Regions from separate parts of the Homo sapiens genome. Here region 1 is linked to region 2. Evidence: chromatin loops called from intact Hi-C (ENCODE). Cell type or tissue: HCT116. All regions are shown on one strand. Links, peaks and the distances in the headings refer to the core of each region. The heading gives the core; the rest is flanking DNA. Region 1 overlaps KLF5 (KLF transcription factor 5). Region 2 overlaps LINC00393 (long intergenic non-protein coding RNA 393).

Evidence for each region. Peaks named below come from ENCODE experiments on the same cell type or tissue, not always from the same donor. Only the 100,000 strongest peaks of a DNase experiment are listed, where the experiment ranks them.
Region 1: it touches region 2 in a loop (2.0-fold over the local background); 4 of 110 quality-filtered maps call a loop at or near these places.

Annotation. Positions count from the first base shown.
Region 1 is chr13:73,062,699-73,071,881 of GRCh38, forward strand. KLF5 (KLF transcription factor 5) reads left to right here. Exons shown (of 4, transcript NM_001730.5): 2 at 1-36; 3 at 1,126-1,185. Among named protein-coding and RNA genes, the nearest start is that of KLF5, 8.3 kb to the left of the region's middle. In HCT116, for the core only: no CTCF peak of the experiment used is centred there; no DNase peak of the experiment used is centred there; H3K27ac peaks cover 359 bases.
Region 2 is chr13:73,539,116-73,548,298 of GRCh38, forward strand. LINC00393 (long intergenic non-protein coding RNA 393) reads right to left here. Exons shown (of 4, transcript NR_184171.1): 3 at 7,685-7,726; 4 at 6,786-7,559. Among named protein-coding and RNA genes, the nearest start is that of LINC00392, 21 kb to the right of the region's middle. In HCT116, for the core only: a CTCF peak has its summit at 5,236 (motif pointing left); no DNase peak of the experiment used is centred there.

The DNA of each region.
Region 1 (9,183 bases), core at 825-3,324, 480 kb before region 2:
TGGAGAAACGACGCATCCACTACTGCGATTACCCTGGTATGTGCTCTTACCTGGTTGAAGCATCAATAGATGTAGTGTGTGTGTGTGTGTGTCTGTGTGCGCGCGCGTGTGCGTGTGTGCACGCGCGTGCCCTTTTCAACCTCATGGCTTTAAATAGGAAAGTTGTACTTGACAGTAAAAAAAAAAAAAATTACCTTTTTTTTTTTCTCTATCCTATCTCTGTGCTTTAACTTTGGTATGTAAACCAGTTAGTTGTCTGTTGCTTATGTTATGCATCAAAAACTTGGCTAGAATATTCTGGAAAAAGTTCCCTTGGATTTTTTTTTCTTTAATATTAAAACAGATTTGAATTTCTAATACATATTATTTCGAGTTAGGCCAGAGTTACTTTAAAATGGCAATTGAATAAATTGCAGTTTTTAATTCTAAATTAAGTGCCCCAGAAAGAGATTAAAGTAGGGTGGGGGAAAATAAGGTTTGGTGGTGAAGTGGAGGTTGCAGGCAGCTAGCTTGATGTTAGGTACAAGACTGTCTACAAGACAGATTTAAGAATGGTTTTGATGGCACGTGAGCATATGCTCAGTTTTGAATGACATACATGGCCCAAAGTATAAGTTGAAGACAATACATGGAATATATTTACAAGTTACTGGGAAAGCTAGTTTATGATTAATACATGGCAAAATTTATTGACTCTGATACATGATATGGCATGACGTGCTAAATGAAAAAAGAAGAAATGTGGGAGTACAGAAAATTACAGTCATCTTGGATAATGGCTTAGTACTGTCAGCTCTAGAGCCATTAAAATTTTTAAAAAAACATATAGCAGCTCTTAATACGGAAGTACAGCACCTACTGGAATATAAACACAAATTTTCCATTTGTAGTTTGGCTTGATTATCTGTATTCTTTCCTGTTAAAGTGATACATAAAACAAATCACTTCATGCCTTTAATAAGGTAATGGGGGAGGGCTCTTTAAAACTTTTAAAACTGAAGCTTCAAATAATCTCATCTAGCATGAGAGATTTCTTCTTTAAAGCCAGATTTTAAACACTGAATCATCAAATGTAAAGATTTCAAAAGGATCTCCAAAATGACATGCTGTTCTCCTTTATTTTAGGTTGCACAAAAGTTTATACCAAGTCTTCTCATTTAAAAGCTCACCTGAGGACTCACACTGGTATGTAATTTTCTTGTTAATTCTGTGAGTTGTGTAAATAGTGTAAGTGGTATTCATCCTTTTAAAAGCTAACACGTGTTTGATCTCTTCTCCTGTCAACTTTGTTTTTTTTTTTTTTTTTAAATAGCCTACCTTTTCAGCACAGGCTTGGTTCAGAATTCAGTTCCATGAGAAATCTGGTTCCAGGAAGGCCGGTGATGTTCCCTCACTAAGGCCTTCTTGCCCTGTCACCGCTCAGAGTTGATTACCCAAAAATGTAAACAGCGATGTTTACTAATGGATTTTAAAACTTATACTGGCAGTGTTTTGAAGGAAAAAAAACAAAACAAAACTCATTTTCTTCCATAGCAAATAATTTTGCTCTGAGAAAGCCATTTTAAACTCTTAAAAACTTTCCCATTTGGAGTGTACTGCATAATTGGTGAAAACGTTAGTTTCACCTCTAGGTTAAAATATCTGTGTTTAGTATGTTTTCTGTGCTTGATGAAAGGTAGTGCTGAAATTGCAGTGTTAAAATCAGGTGGTCAGAAATGGGTTACAAGCCCCAGCCTAAACTTGGTATGTGTGAGAGACTTGATCTTTATTCTAGCTTACATTCATTCTTGTTTACATATGCTTTTAAGTTTAGCTCCTCTACTTTTGTATTTGCTTTGTTCAATCTATAGCAGTCACTTTTTTTGAGATGGAGTCTTGCTCTGTTGCCAGGCTGTAGTGCAGTGGTGTGATCTCAGTTCACTGCAACCTCTGCCTCCCAGGTTCAAGCGATTCTCCTGCTTCAGCCTCCCGAGTAGCTGGGATTACAGGCCCCCACCACCATGCCCAGTTGATTTTTGTATCTCTAGTAGAGATGGGGTTTCACCATGTTGGCCAGGCTGGTCTCCAACTCCTGACATCTTTATCCACCTGCCTCGGCCTCCCAAAGTGCTGGGATTACAGGCGTGAGCCACCGCGCCCGACCAGCACTTTTAAGAGCTTTTAAACTTTAAAATTATATCAGAAGCCATTTTAAGATGAAACCAGGTGGCATACTTTAAAGGCCCCCCAAATACTCCAAATATTGTCAAATATATAGATGGTTACTATTTGCGATTTTCTTAAAAGAGCAGCCCTAAAGAAAAGAACTTATATAAAGTGATTGTGTTTTTTTCCCTCAATAAATACAGCCTTACCTAAAGTTCAGAGAATAAGTTTGCTAATAAAAGCAATGACCTAGCAAAATGTATTATTCCATCATTGCTATGGAAACCAAAGTATTCAACAGTTCCTTTGAATGGGTTGTTGGATTAGTGTGAGGACTTGAATCTCCCGAGGCTAGATGTTACTATGGAAATTGAGTTTTGATAAATGAAGTAGTTATCTCTAACTGCTGCATTAAAAAGTAAAAGCCTTTGAACAAAGGTCAGTGCTGAGGTAGAGCCCTAAGAGGAATATGGTTGCAGACATTTTGTATGCATGTTAGGAAGCATTGCTTGATATCCCAGTGATAAACACTACTTACTAAAATCCGATGACAATGTTGTAGATTCCAGGGCTTTTTGAGAAACTGCTTTTAAGGAGAAGGCATCTTATGTATTTATCTATGAAATGAGCGGGCTGTTTTGGCCTGAGGTTTTTGCATGGAGACAAACTGATTACATAAGAGGAAGGATCCTTCATAGGCAGCCCAAGGTAGAAATTTTTATAGTTAAACACAAATGAATTAAGCATGTTATAAAAACTCCAACTTAAAGTTTTCAAAATACAAATGACAAGTGCCAGGAAAATATTCCATGTAGAAATACCAAAATGTCCTTTTACAGAATATAAATGGAAATATAAAGACATTTGAACTATTGTTTTTTTCACTTTTGGAAGTCCTTGAGAGATAGGAGGGAACACATTTTCCTGGGTTTAAAGTCTCCTAATAAAAGAGCACAATTGCATATAACGATGTAATCAACTACTTATTGCAGGGATGTAGTCAAACCCATATCTGAATAGCCTTTCACCCCGTCAGGGTTTAGTGCCCTGAATGCTTATACCTGCGATTCAGGAACTTGACCTGCCGGCAAATACATTTAATCGTGGGTTGTCTTAACAATGCTTGTACTAATAAAAACAGACTGAAAAGAAGACCGAGACCTGGTTTGGGTCCCTTGCATCAGCTTTTTCACCTGACCATAAACATTGTGGCCTTCAACATCTAATGAATGAGAACATGTAATCCAGTTTAATAAAGTTTTGTTTGATAGTCTTTCAAATGCCTTGGGGAGGGTTTGTAGCAGACTTGTTCATCTGGCTAAACCTGTTCTTGGGTAATCATAGAGCATTGAGGTTGTTTTCTCCTCATTTCTCATTTCTAGACAATGCCTTTTAAAATTACCTGTTCTCTCATTGCATCCTCCCCACCCTGCCCGCCTGTTGTTTTTAAATGAATGTATCTGAAGCCAGCAAAGGTGTTTTTTTTTTTTCTTTCCCTTTAAGGCCCAGGTAGAACAGTTAGGACAGTTTTTCTAAATTACTTCTCTTATGTAATAGCTTTTTTTGGTTTTCTTTCTGTCCTCCTCCTCCCTCTCGGACCGTTGATCAGAGGACTTTAAAAACCACACAACAGTTGATGACATAAAATACTCTTTAAATGATTGTCGTTTTACAGGCAGAATGTGAAGCACCCTAGCATTTCTTTGGAAAATAATTGTAATTGCTTTAAAATGTCAAGTTACCTTATGTTTTAAAAATAATTTAGGCAATGAAAACAGCCTACATCTGAGTTTAATTACTTCTTCTGGATTTTTAGATTGGAAGTGCTTCTTTAACTTGGGTTGCAAATTGAACCTAAGCAAATAATAGTCTTAACAAAATAGAACTTTTTAAGTAATCTGAGATGACAGAGTAGATGATATATCAGTTTCTTAAACCAGAAGTATAGCATTCAAGTCTTCTAAGTTCATATACTTTGATTTCTTTATCAGGAAATCGCATATAAATAATACAAAGTTCTGTCTTCTTTGTGTGATTAGACAATACTGGAAACATTTGCTTCTATTCTAGGGAATAATTATATTTTATTTATATCTGTACATACATAGTATAGCATAAGGCCTGTAGAAGCACCCCTTATAGATGTGGATGTTCGCATGTATTATTTGTAGTATGTGTGTGTATACATTTATCATGCCTTTGGTGAGAAATAATTATGGCTGCTTCTAGGTAACAATGTCAATGAGTGGTGTATTTCCAATTCAAAATATTTGTACTTTTAACAGCATTTAAATGAACATTGTACTGAAATTTGTATGCCTCATGATGTCTACAAGGGGCGGAACACATTGCTATTACTCTAAAGTTGCTCCCAAGTATACTGTTTTGTCTTTATAAATCAACATGACTGATAAACTGTCTATTGCAACCAGTATTATATGCTCACATACCTTACTTTTTTCTTTAATATAATGAACATTTAAAATAATGTCTAAGTTTGCAAAGGTTTGAGGCAAGTTGAAATCAGTAGGAAAATATATTGACTGTATCTTCAAACAAAAATTTGTAGAAATTTAAAAAGTTCTTACCAGAGAAAAAGTTCTGAAAAAGTAAACCATGAACTCAACACAGATGTTTGAAGTCCTAGCGGTTCCCTTCATGTGCGTGGATATACACTTAACCTTAGAGAATATGGAAAAGCTGTTGGGAAATCAGGGTACGGTAACGTTTCTAGATTTTTTCTTTCTTTTTTTTCCCCCGTTTCAGCTATCTGGAACAGGGCAAGAAATTAGCATTTGTACAAAGAAAGTCTTTGAACAACACACACTTGGCTCAAGTATTCCTCAGACCCAGACTCCATGCATTGGACTCTGTGTGTACTAAGTGATCCCAGAGTGGCTTACTGGAGATTGACAATGGAAAAGGACAATTTGAAACACGCCCGTAGGAGAAAATGGAAACATTGTACAAATAACATAGGAACACAAAATTCACTCTTCTTTTTTTTTTTTTTTTGAGATGAAGTCTCGCTTTCGTCCCCAGGCTGGAGTGCAATGGTGCGATCTCGGCTCACTGCAACCTCCACCTCCCAGGTTCAAGCGATTCTCCTGCCTCAGCCTCTCAAGTAGCTGGGATTACAGGCGCCTGCCACCACGCCCGGCTAATTTTTGTATTTTTAGTGGAGACGGGGTTTCACCATGTTGGCCAGGCTGGTCTCGAACTCCTGACCTCAGATGATCCACCCGCCCCAGCCTCCCAAAGTGCTGGGATTACAGGCGTGAGCCACCACGCCAGACTCACAAAATGGACTCTTAAAGCACTGTGTTCAAGATTCCCTGTTTAGGAAAGATTTCCACATTAAGTCCTGGAAAGATTTTTAGTGGAAGCCTAGTTTGTAAAGGGGTTACATTCCCATTTTCTGCCTTACTGTCTTTTGCAGAAGACTTTATTGCCTACTGACATGTGTAGTAAGATGTTATTAGTTATACTTCGTATAATCTGTACTTGAGATTTGCTGCTGAATATATTGACTTTCAGTTTGGGTACTAAAAGATCCTTAGATATGAATTTCTTTTCTAGGGCCTGGCACAGTGGCCCACACCTGTAATTCTGGCACTTGGGAGGCCGAAGCAGGTGGATCACCTGAGTTTAGGGGTTCGAGACCAGCCTGGCCAACAAGGCAAAACCCCATCTCCACTAAAAATACAAAAATTAGTCAGGCGTGGTGGCACATGCCTGTAGTCCCAGTTACTCAGGAGGCTGAGGCAAGAGACTCGTTTGAACCCACGAGGCGGAGGTTGCAGTGAGCTGAGATCGTGCCACTGCACTCCAGCCTGGGCAACAGAGTGAGACTCCATCTCAAAAAAAAAAAAAAAAAAAAAAATTCCTTTCTAGGTCTTTGCTCCAAAGTCATTTTTCATGGAATATATTAAACATAGCTTTTGGTTTTAAAATCTCGATAATATTTGGCTGGGCGCGGTGGCGGCTCACGCCTGTAATCCCAGCTCTTTGGGAGGCGGAGGCAGGTGGATCACCTGAGTTCAGGGGTTCGAGACCAGCCTGGCCAACATAGTGAAACCCTGTCTCTACTAAAAATACAAAAATTAGCTGGGCATGGTGGCACATGCCTATAGTCCCAGCTACTTGGGAGCCTGATGCAGGAGAATTGCTTGAACCTGGGAGGCAGAGGTTGTGGTGAGCCAAGATCATGCCACCACACTCCAGCCCGGACAACAGAGCAAGACTCCATCTGAAAAAATAATAATAATAAAAAATAAAAAATCGATAATATTGACAATAAAGATATTTTCATTGCAGGTACTTACTAAAAGCAACATTCAGTGTTCTGAACATAAGTTACTCTTCTTTTTGTGGAACTGTGGGAAAAGGGTAAAAGGCTTTTTAGGAAAACTGTATACAAAGGTTTTCACTCTGGGCCTTAATGGATGGAGATCTTACAATGTGAATCGAGAAATAATAGTGGTTAAATGTGTAACCTGTTTTATTGGTAGAGATAACACAGGCAAAATCTTTTTTGCAGGAAGAGATTTAGGACTCAGTGGTTTTTTGAGTCTCTATTTGAAAACTATTGCAGAGGAAGTATCACATTTATTAGCCTTTAGTATTAGATTTTATTAAACATTCTTTTCATTCTTTTCCATTTTTTTTTCATTTGCAGCTTTGAAATTTATTTTGTGTATTGATAATTTCAAACAATTTTTTTTTAAAGTAGTAGCTTAAGAGACTTGCTGGTTCAGACCCCAGGAAAGGTATTTATGAGCATGAAAGCTTAGAAGCAATTTCTTTTTAATGACTCACTGGGAAGATTAAACTTTGCTTCTAGGACTTGTTCTTTCTTCTGAGAAACATTTACATAGGAAATTGATTAAACATTGTTTAGAGATGATAAAGCTTATCAAAAGTTAAGTATAATTTGATTCAGCAAATATTTTTTACTGGTTTTGTGGAGAATCCAAAGATGAATAATCTCTTCTTGCCCTTTTGTTCATAGACTAAATAGAATTGCTGGAGTGGAGATAGAAATAATTAGTCTTGAAAGTAGAGAGTAATGTTTTTAAAAAATAATAATACAGTCACCCAAGAATTTGGCAGATATTTTTGGTTCTATAGAATGTAGTAGCTGTTTACTTGATGGCCTACATCGTTTCTAGTGAAAGATTAGAAATAATGTCCTACTTTAGTAAAAGTATCTCCGTAGCAGCATTCCTAGTCTGTTAGCCAGTATTATTTATATTCAAGGATCTCAAACAACAACTCTTATTAAGGATAAGTTACAGTTTTAGAAGTGCACAGTAGGTAACTTTTACCTAAAAATATCTATATAGAAGAATAAATTTATTTTTGGCTACTTTATGAAAAGGTAAACCTTTACGAGTTGGGAGGAGACCTACTGGTCAGGGTCACCATGTGAAGTGCAAATTAAAGGGAAGGTTATCTAGTACTCATTCCATACTGGGAAAAAATGAAAATAGAGGATTTTTCTGTTTTGCTTACAAAAAGAAAAGGTGAAATTCCTCATTGACACTTTAACGTCAGTGCGAACTCCCATTATAAGAAAGTGAATCCGAGTGTTGTCTCGTTATCAGGAGACGGAAGAATTGGTATTTGATTTCATTAACTCTATTAATGACAGGGGATAGTCTTCATAATGTTTACTGGGAACCCAGAGGAGAAGTAGCAGTAGTTTAGGAGCCCAGAGATTCCAAATCTCTGCTAGGATGTAGACTGTAAGTGTAACCCCTGACATCGTGATCCCACCCATTCCCTCTCTGGGTTTGGCAGATCAGTGCTTTCTGGCCCTGGGAGAAGTCCCCTCGCTGCCTTTGACCAGTGCTAGGGGCTCTAGTATGTCTTGGCTTTCCTGAAGTCCAGTCCAGTTCTACCTAAGACAATTTGTTTAAACAGAGTTTATCCCTGTATAACTTCAGAATGGACAATAACTCATTCGATTATTTTCTCTGGAAGTGGCTCAAAACATGGTTCTCACCTAAATGCGTATTACCAGATTACTCTCAGTGGTCCTGGGCAGGGCAAAGCCAGGCAAAAGCCCTGCTGCAGGAGGGTCCACAGAAGAATAAAAAGCTGACAGCCTCACAAGAACCTTTTATGCCTTCCCTCCTTTTCTTTAATCAGAATAACTGAGTTGTTTTCAAGATGCATTAGGGAAAGTGTGGCATTACAGCAGGAATAGAAGATAGTCTCTGCCCTTGAGGAACTTTAAAAGCTAGTTAAGGAGGCAAAATACAACTATTTGAAGCCTTCCTAAAGCAGTATATGTGCAAGTGCAAATTGATAGCTCAACAGAAATTTCAGTGATGGGGATACAGAGAAGTGAAATGATCTCTCCTGGTCTGTTCAGAGGCTTTCTAGAAGGAGTGAGGTATCGGATTTTAAAGAAAGTGATAAATATAAATTGAGGAGAGAAAGGAATTTCTCTTTTGTTGCTTTTGTTTTTGTTTTTGGCAATCAGCTTCCTTAGGTTGAATGGGCACAATATTGATGGTGTTATCTGGTAAATAATTAGATGCATTTACAAATGCTAATAATACTAATCTTTGATATGGACCTTCTGTTCCAAGTATAGGAAATGTGTGACAATGAGTTTTAATAGAAAGGTTTTTGATGGAAAATTACTGGCATAGACGTAAAAATATGAATTAGTGAGCTAAAATCATCCTCCTACTTTATCTCTTTTCTTAGATATCTAAATCATTTTCCTATGAATTTCTTTAATAAGTGTTTCCTATTTTTCTCCCTTTTGATTTTTAGAAGCAAATCTAATATGAGCCTATTTCAGAGACTAAATTTCGTAAGTCTCAAATGATGGGAAAAATCTAATTATTATTGAATTGCATGAAAATATTTTCCTCTTGAAATAAGAGCCCATTTTGAGCTTCAAGGACTCTTAAGTTCTAAGAGTTTAGATTAGGTTGAAATAATTTATTCTACTTTAAAAGTTTGGATTGTTTAGGTTCGCAGAACAAGATACAAGATTTTAAGTTCTTTGAGGCCAGAAAC
Region 2 (9,183 bases), core at 3,749-6,248:
AAAATGAAATATTATTATTTATTAATGCACTAACTAACCTCTAAAACTCCTTTCCCTCACATTTTTGTGGCATAATCTTTGATTGCCCATCATGTGACATTAATTTTATAATATCCTTTTCTATTGTGAGAATAGAAAGTTAATGCAGTTTTTTGGCCAAGTGCAGTGGCTCACGCCTGTAATCCCAGCATTTTGGGGGGCCGAGGCTGGCAGATCACTTAGTCAGGAGTTCGAGACCAGCCTGGCCAACATGGTGAAACTGTGTCTCTACTAAAAATACAAGAATTAGCTGGGTATGGCGGTGGGCACCTGTAATCCCCAGCTACTCAAGAGGCAGAGACAGGAGAATTGCTTGGACCTGGGAGGCAGAGGTTGCAGTGAGCCGAGATTGTGCCATTGCACTCCAGCCTCAGCAACAGAGTGAGACTCCACCTTAAAAATAAAAGAGAGAAAGAAAGAAAGACAACTGAGTTTTTCTCTGTCCATATACAGAGCGCTGTATATTCGGGTATTCAGTATTCAGTATTATTGAGGTATAATCAACATATTATAAAATTATCAAAGGGCATAGTTTGGTGATTGTCAGTAAGTTTACGTAGTTGTGCAACAAGCTTCAAAGCATTTCTATCAACCCAGAAAATTTGCTCACGACCATTGGCACCTGTTTTGTTAAATTTATTCTTAAGTGTCTTACTATTTTTTATGTTATTTGGAATGAAATCATTTTCTTAAGTTATTTTCTATTGTTTGCTAATATTTAGACATACGACTGATTTTTTGTTTATCAATCTTGTATTCTGTAACCTCGCTGAACTTGCTTATTAGTTCTATTAGCTTTTTGCTCTGTTTTTGTGTATTTCTTATGATTTTCTACATTTGGGATCATGTTGCCTGCTAATAAAGACAGCTTTACTTTCTCCTTTCCAATTTGCATGCCTTTAATTTTTTATTTCTGCCTTGTTACCTCGACTAGAGGCTCCTATACAGTGTTACGTAGAAGTTGTGCGAGTGGACATCCTTACTTGTTCTTTATCTTAAGAGGAAAGCAGTCAGTATTTCAGCATTGGATATCATGTTAGCGCTGGTATTTGTTTGTTTGTTTGTTTATAAAATATTCAGAACAGGTGGAGGAAGTTCCCTTCTATTCCTTGTTTGTTCAGCGTTTGTATTGTGAATGGGTATTTGTCTTGTCAAATGCTTTGGCTGAATCTACTGAGACGATCATGTAGATTTTTCCTTTGTTCTACTAACATGATGTATTACATGGATTCATTTTCAGGTGGTATACCAACTTTGTCTTCTTTGGTAAAGCTGGATTTCCGCTAGCTGAATTTTAAGCTGGTAGAATTACTGCCATGGTTTATGGCATTTTTATATGTATTACTTTTTTATATGTTGCTGGATTTGGTTTGCTAATATTTTGTTAAAGATTTTTCTATCTATATTCACGAGGAACACCATTCTGTAGTTTTTGTTTCATGATGTCTTTGGATAACACTAACCTCATAGAATGAGTTGGGAAGTGTTCCCACGTCCTCTATTTTCTGAGTAAATTTGAATAGGAACGTTATTATTTCTTCCCTAAATATTTGAGAAAATTCACCATTCTGGGTGATTTTGTTGTAGGGGTTCTTAGGTTAAGCACAGAGGATTAAGCACAGAGGGGCTGGCTCTTGGGGGCTGGAAGCTACAAGCCTACCTGGTATTTTTTTTTTCTGTGTGTTTGTACCCCACCTCAAAAAGAGAGAGAATGAAAGAAAAATTTGTTTACTGTGCCTCCACCCCACACTTGCTGATGTCTCTAGGACTTTGACATATATTATTTGTATTTTACTGTGAGCGAATTTTAGATGTTGTCTTATAGGGGCAGGTTTTGATAGGAAGAAAGTATGAGCACACTAGGCCACTGCAACTGAGATGTTACCAGGAAAGAAGGGGCATAGGACTGCGAGGACAAATTACAATTTCTTCATTTTACTCATAAACAGTCACGTCAGGCAGAGTCAGAAAGCAACCTGCTACCTTTTGTGAAACTATGGGCAACTCGTGGCAGTAGTTTAGCCAGCTTAAAATCCAGCTAGTGGATCAGCAAGATCTGAAGTTTGGGACCAATTATTAAGACTGAACCTAAAAAACAGGTTGAAAGCCACCATTGGATAAGGACTCTTTTCAGATTTCACCAGGTCAGGAATATTAATATTTTCTGTCAAATCTGTCCACAGATATTACTATGAACAGAAATCGCTGAGGTCTACTGACCTTTGAGATGTAAATAAAATGCAACTTGACCATAATCCAGGTGAATTTAGTACGTGTGGAGCCTCCGAACTTTCCTGTCTTTCTTTCTAGAGCAAGGGTAAACAAAGATTTTCTGTAAATGGCCAGATAGCAAATATTTTCAGCTTTTCAGGCCATACAGTCTCTGTCACAACCACTCCATTCTGCCATTGCAATGCAAAGCAGCTAGAGGAAACATACCGAGATGAGTGTGTTTGTATTCTAGTAACACTTTCTTTCTAGAAGTAGATGGTGGGCCAGATTTGGCCCCTGGGTATAGTTTTCAGATACCTGTTTCAGAAGATGAAGATGGTTCACTACTACCTGCTGTCTTAGTCCGTTCGGGCTGCTATAACAAAATACCACATACTGGGTATTTCTTTCAACAATAAATTTCTATAGGCAATATAAATTTATTTCTCACAGTTCTGGAGGCTGGGAAGCCCAATATCAAGGCACCTTTAGAATCAATGTCTGGTGAGGGCCTGTTTCTTGGTTCATAGATGGTATCTTCTTGCTGCATTCTTACCTAGAGGAAGGGATGAGGCAACCCTCTGGGACCTCTTTTTTTTTTTTTTTTTGAGAGTCTTGCTCTGTTGCCCAGGCTAGAGTACAGTGGTGCGATCTCGGCTCACTGCAAACTCTGCCTCCTGGGTTCAAGTGATTCTTCTGCCTTGGCCTCCCGGGTGTCTGGGATTACAGGCGTGCACCACCACGCCTGGCTGATTTTTGTATTTTTAATAGAGATGGGGTTTCACAATATTGGCCAGGCTGGTCTCGAACTCCTGACCTCATGATCCACCTGCCTTGGCCTCCCAAAGTGCTGGGATTACAGACATGAGACTCCACACCTGGCCAGGACCTCTTTTGTAAGAGCACTAATCCCACTCAGTGAGAGCTCTGCTCTCATGATCTAATCACCTCCCAATGGACCCATCACCTAATATCATCACACTGGTGATTAGATTTCAACATATGAAATTTGGGGGAGTTCAAGCATTCAGACCATAGCACCTGCATGTCTCTGGTTCTTAGCCCTTTCTTCTGCTGAATTATTTCAGTTTATTGGACATTTTATCATCCCATGAATCTCTCTCTGTTCCATGGGTTTTAAGGCTAAAAATGGAGCCCAGGCAGCCTGCTTGGAAGCTTATTTACACTGAGATCCACTCAGGCACCTATGCCTAACCATGAGATGTATCCCTTTTTGGTAACTTGCTTGGCATACTCCAAACTGTTATATAATTCTCAGCTGACTCACCCTTTGCAGTGTGGAAAACAGGTTGTACCACCTTGTGCTAAAGGAAGCAGGAATGAAACTGATGTCTTCTCAGCAAATTCTTGGAGTAGGGGGGTAGACAGATTGGGTTCCATATATTACTCTATAAACTAACAGTTGTCAAGCTAGTACTTCAGATTAGGCTGGTCTGCTATCAAGTTGTCTTCTTTAACTGAAAAAGTATGGGTTACTCTAACACTTGGAATGCAAAAAATGTCACATTTCCCCATTTTGCTAAATTATATTAAATATAGATTGAGCTTTTTATTTTTCAAGATTGATGAGAACTTCAAACTTAGTGATTTTCAGAACCCTCATTATCTACCTTGGGCTAAGGACCTCAAGATTTGGGGGTACAGGATGATGGAGGACAACAGCATCATTCCTCAATCTCTGTTTACTTGTGGCTGCCACAGCCCATGTTTCAATGGCTTGTTCACAGATGGACTGCTCTCTGGCAGTTCCAATTTTTCCAGCCACACGTGACTTGGAGACCCTCATCAGAGCTTCCTAGGTCACAGGACACAGTTCTTAGTCCTCTCAGCAATAAGGGGCTGCATTTTAATGGCGCTGACCTATGTCACTTGTGCACCCTAAGCCCCTTTTTCTCCTCAGTTGAAGAGTCAAACCAATTTACCAGTAACCTAGTTGTTCCCTTCCCAAATATTAAATCAGCAAGCCTCCAAAGCCTTTCTTTTTCAGGTGATCCAGTTTATTTTTATTTCTTTATTTTTAATTTATTTTTAGAGATGGGGTCTTTCTCTGTCACCCAGGCTGGAGTGCAGTGGCAAGATCATAACTCGCTGTAACCTCCAACTCCTGGGCTCAAGCAATCCTCCCACCTTAGCCTCCTGAGTAGCTAGGACTATAGGTGTTCACCACCATGCCCAGCTGATTTTTAAATATTTTGTAGAGGCAGGGTCTTACTATGTTGCCCAGAATGGCCTGAAACTCCTGGCCTCAAACCATGCTCCTGTCTCAGCCTCCCAAAGTGTTCGCACCACTGCACCTGGCCTCAGGCAATCCAGTCTAATATTCTTGTTGGGCCCAGAATTTTAAAGGCAGAAATTGTTTGTCTCACATAGTGATTTGTTTTGTTTTAATTAAACTTCAATACCTTTAGACTGGACACGTAATCTCCAGTTGACAATCTCCACCACTCTCTATTATCTTACTCCAACTAGTTTTCTTTCTTTATTGCCCTTACTGTCTAGTCTTGGAAGGGAGGTGGAAGAATTACTTTAGTTTCTTCCTTAAGAGTTTATAGTAAGAAATGATACAATTTGATTTCTCTATAGAGTATTTTACTACATAAATTTTTGAACAAACCACTGTGTTATAGAGTCTATTTATTCTAGCCCGCTTGCTCTCAAGGTGTGGCCCATGAATAAGAAGTCTCAGTATCTCTTGGGAACTTGTTAGACATGCCAGCCCCCACCTCAAATCTACTGAAATAAAATCCTGGGTGTGGGCTCCGCAATCTGCACTTCAACGAGCCCTCTAGGAGATTCTGATGCATGTGCAAGTTGAAGAACTCCTGTTCTAGAATGTCATATGCTTTGGGTACAATAATCCATAGAGAAAGATCTGTCATTTAGAACTATTGGTAACTCCTCAGGTAAGTCCTTAGTTCTCTGTTTTTTTCCTTCCATACTCTCTTGGAGTGCATATTCTCTCAAAATTTTAATTGATGCCCTCTTGTGGCTATGAGAATTCCCAGGTATATCACTATATCCCAGATCTATTATTTTCTTTCTTTCTTTTTTCTAAATCATTGTTTCATTCCAGGAAAACTCAAATTTAATATTCTGACATTATTGGAAACTACATTCGTCATTTGTACCCCATAGCAATTTATCTTCCCTCTTTTCCTCTTTATCATCAGTGGGGAAAAGTAAGCTGAATGAGTCACTTATCTCAGGTGAAAAACTTAAGGGGGCAATAAAAAATGTCAATAATCAAGACAAATAATATTTTAACGAAATTTTTTAAAGTTAAGATTAATGCAAGAAAATCCGCGATGAGCAAAACTAATTTTTTTTTTAAATAGAACTAGTAACCTTGCTATGCTAAGTCATATTGGAGCTTAAGGCAAAAGGAAAAAAATCAGTAGTATTGATCCTGTCTTTATTTAAAACTTTGATATTTTTTATCATGAATATTTTTGCATATATTTTATCTTAAAAATATTGCATTAAAATACTATCTATCCTGATTATTGTGTTATTTGGTGCTGACTTAAGTTTTATGCCCAAGACAAGTCCTCACCACATCACTGAAGGTTAGAGCATCAGTTTTTCCTGTGCCTTGCATACAAACACAGCTCTTTCAGGAAGGTGCCCCTTACTCTTCTCTGTACAAGAAATCTCTGCTGATTACAGATGGAGCCAGCAGGCAGGAAAGAAAGTTGATTGCATTCAATGATTTGAGAGACACTCAAAGATCACCTGACCCATTAAACTAATTTCCCTCTCCATTAGGTTATAATGGCAAAGTTGATGGTTTGGTTCAAGAAGAAACAAAACACATATTGGTTTCAAAGGGAATACAAGGGAAAATCTTGGGTGTCATAGGTCTCTCTTATATTTGTTCATAAAGTGATTGAGCTCCTGGAGAATAAGTTCCCAAGGAAGAGGAATGTTGAAATATTAATAGAAGGTAGGAGTTCAGGAGAAGACAGGGACCACCGCTTGCCCATAGCTGATGCTTATCTGCACATCGTCTGTTTAGCAACCGCACACTTAGTGTATACTAAACAATCTTAGACTTGCTCACAGGCTGCTTTGTAATTAGTCTCTGGATGAATCACGTGGGTACATTTATCTTCTCCAATTAGACAGTGATTTTAATTTCAGAAATCATGTGTCCTCTCTTTGTTTGGATCCTATTCTTTGAAGAGGATTTTATTAAGGAGCCATTCCAGAAACTTTGTCTAAGTTACATCTGACTTCATTCATTCAGTCTTTTGTTTATTCTGTTCACACACAATACACTTGAGACCAAATAGAATGGAGTAGATATTGAATTAAGTAACTAAGCATTAAAAAGAATTAAAAGCCCAGTTGCCTTCAGTGTTTATTAATTGCTGAGAGCTACATGGAGACAATTTCTACTCTCCAGGAGCTTCTAAAGCAGCGAGTGGATGCCTCCAATACAGATATACATGAATAGCATATATAAAATAACCCAAAACTTTAAACCTACGTATCAAAGCAAATTGACAGTTAAATCACATTCTTAAGGCATAGCAATATTTATTTCATATATTTCCAAACCTAATGTTGCATGCCCCTACAGCCAAGCTCATGGGTCTTTGAAGATGCAAACAGTCTGAGTACAAATTCACTTTTCATGCAAAAACTCCAAAACACAGCCGGCAAATGTGCCCTTCATAAATCATCAAATAGTTTCTTCAGTTGTAATACTATATGAATTAAAATTGTCAAGACTGTTTTCCTTTTATAGCAGTTGATTCAGTATCTTTTAAAGTCCTCAAAGCTGTCAGATTTCTACAGCTTGAACTTCAATAAATAAACTTAGGTTTTCTTTGTATTTAGAGGTTTACAAGAGACTTTCAAGCTCTGACATGTTTAGAAAGTTACCTTAGTAGGTTGAGATTTTATTACTATGATAACTTAACAAGACAGAGGTCTTAAGAGTAATTTCCTCTGTGACTTTCAGAAGAATTTACCATTTATGACTTGAGAGCACTGTCTTACATAAAAACTTATATTTTGGGAGATTATCTTTCAACAGAACATTTATCTCTCTCTATTTTTTATATTCTAGAATGCACTTACAAGTGTATTGGACAGAGAGAGTATCTTTTGGAACATTTTTGCACTGGTGAAAAGTTGTTCCGCTTTTGTAGGCCTTCGTGCCATGAAGTCAGTGAATATGCCAATCCACGCTGCCTGGTTTAGCAACAGGTGAGGAGGAAACTCCACCTCCGTGAAGACTTGTTTGTATTGAGCTGATGAATGGCCATGTGAGACGCCAACAACTGAGGGAAGAAAGTAATTCCCATGTCAACAGGAGTCCCAGGGACTTACCAAAAAAGTCACCTCTATAAACGTCTTCCAGAGGATAATGCCCATTTCCTAAGTTCACCGGGACTTGGGGACTCACCACTCTGTGGTATAGAGACCTCACTGCAGTTGACCTCCAAACCTGTGGGGCACAGAAGAAGAGACAGGTGTAGGTAGAACAGGATATCTGTTTTTATGTCTCTCCTGGCTACAGAAGACTCAGCAAAAGTGTACCTGGATGTCCAACACAAGGGAGGGCTCATAATGGTATTATGCCTCCACCTTTTGTTACTGTGAAGGCCATGACCAGATGGGAGGAAGGTACCTTCTGATGACATTACTGTCCTAGAGAACATTTGAGTAGGTAAGAGGAAGATGCCATGGTCTTCAATATTGTTTTGTACCATAGTATATATAACAAATCATGAAGCAAGTTAGAGTGGTATGAAGTTAACAGGAACTTTTTATTTTGAAAGTTTTAAAATGATCACCAAGAATTATCACAGTAGAAATGGGAGAGAAAAATTAATATATGTATATTAATTTTATAATCTACTATGTAATGTAATAATCTGTATGTGTGTGCATGTTTGTGTGTGTTTTGCTTTGTTCTCAGCTATTTCTCTGACTGTTGTCCTTTTGGGGTTTATCTGCTCCCACAATACCTGCTGAGGATGAGTCAATCCTCTCTCAGTTGGATATAATTTGTAGCCACATTATCCTGTCTAATAGGAGCAAAAAGCAACCAGAAAGATTTCCTGAGGAATTGCTGGCACATGCAAATGGGAAACTGGTCATTTTAATTTTGGTTGTCATGACGTTTCTTCAATTACCTCATTGACCTGAATCATCACACTTCTTTACACTGTTTTCAGCCTTATTGTCTGGAAAATACAGACTTGTTTTCTTATTTGGATAGCCTAAGGAAAAACCATGAGCAAGTCTGGGTGTTATGGTTCTCCCAAGTGTTACATACATGCAGAAAATGTCATTTGAAGTTTTAATCTAAAAGAGTATAACTGAATGCTAGTCAAACATTCACTGGGTTTATTTCTTTGCCAAAGAGTCAATCCTGGCTGATATCTTCATTTTGTAAATTGAGAAAGATATACCTATAAATGACAAATGTGGAGGGTACCAAGCACATAAGGCTAAGAGAAATAAAATATAAATATATTCATGTGAAACCTTCTGGAAGGCATGGAGACAAACACAGGTATGTTATATAAAGTAATCTGTCCTCATTTCTCCAGGTAGAGGCTTAAAAATGCTATTCATCATCTTCACTATAGCTGAGATAATTTGATTAATAATAGCTATAATTATGTATCAAAACATAAAGAAGAAAAAGAATAGTCAAATATTTGCCATCACTATACAGTAATTTGTCCTTAGGAAGACATTCAGTATATATTCTAGCTCTTTTTTTGATAAATAGAAAAGATTTTGGTAGACATTAGACTAATACATGAACCAATTACTGACACATAAATATATGAGAAACAAATTAAAAATATAAAACTTGTTCTCACAGGAAGAGACAAGGCATGGTTTTTAGTAATGAAGAAAGAAATAATTAGTCCTGATTGATATCTACAA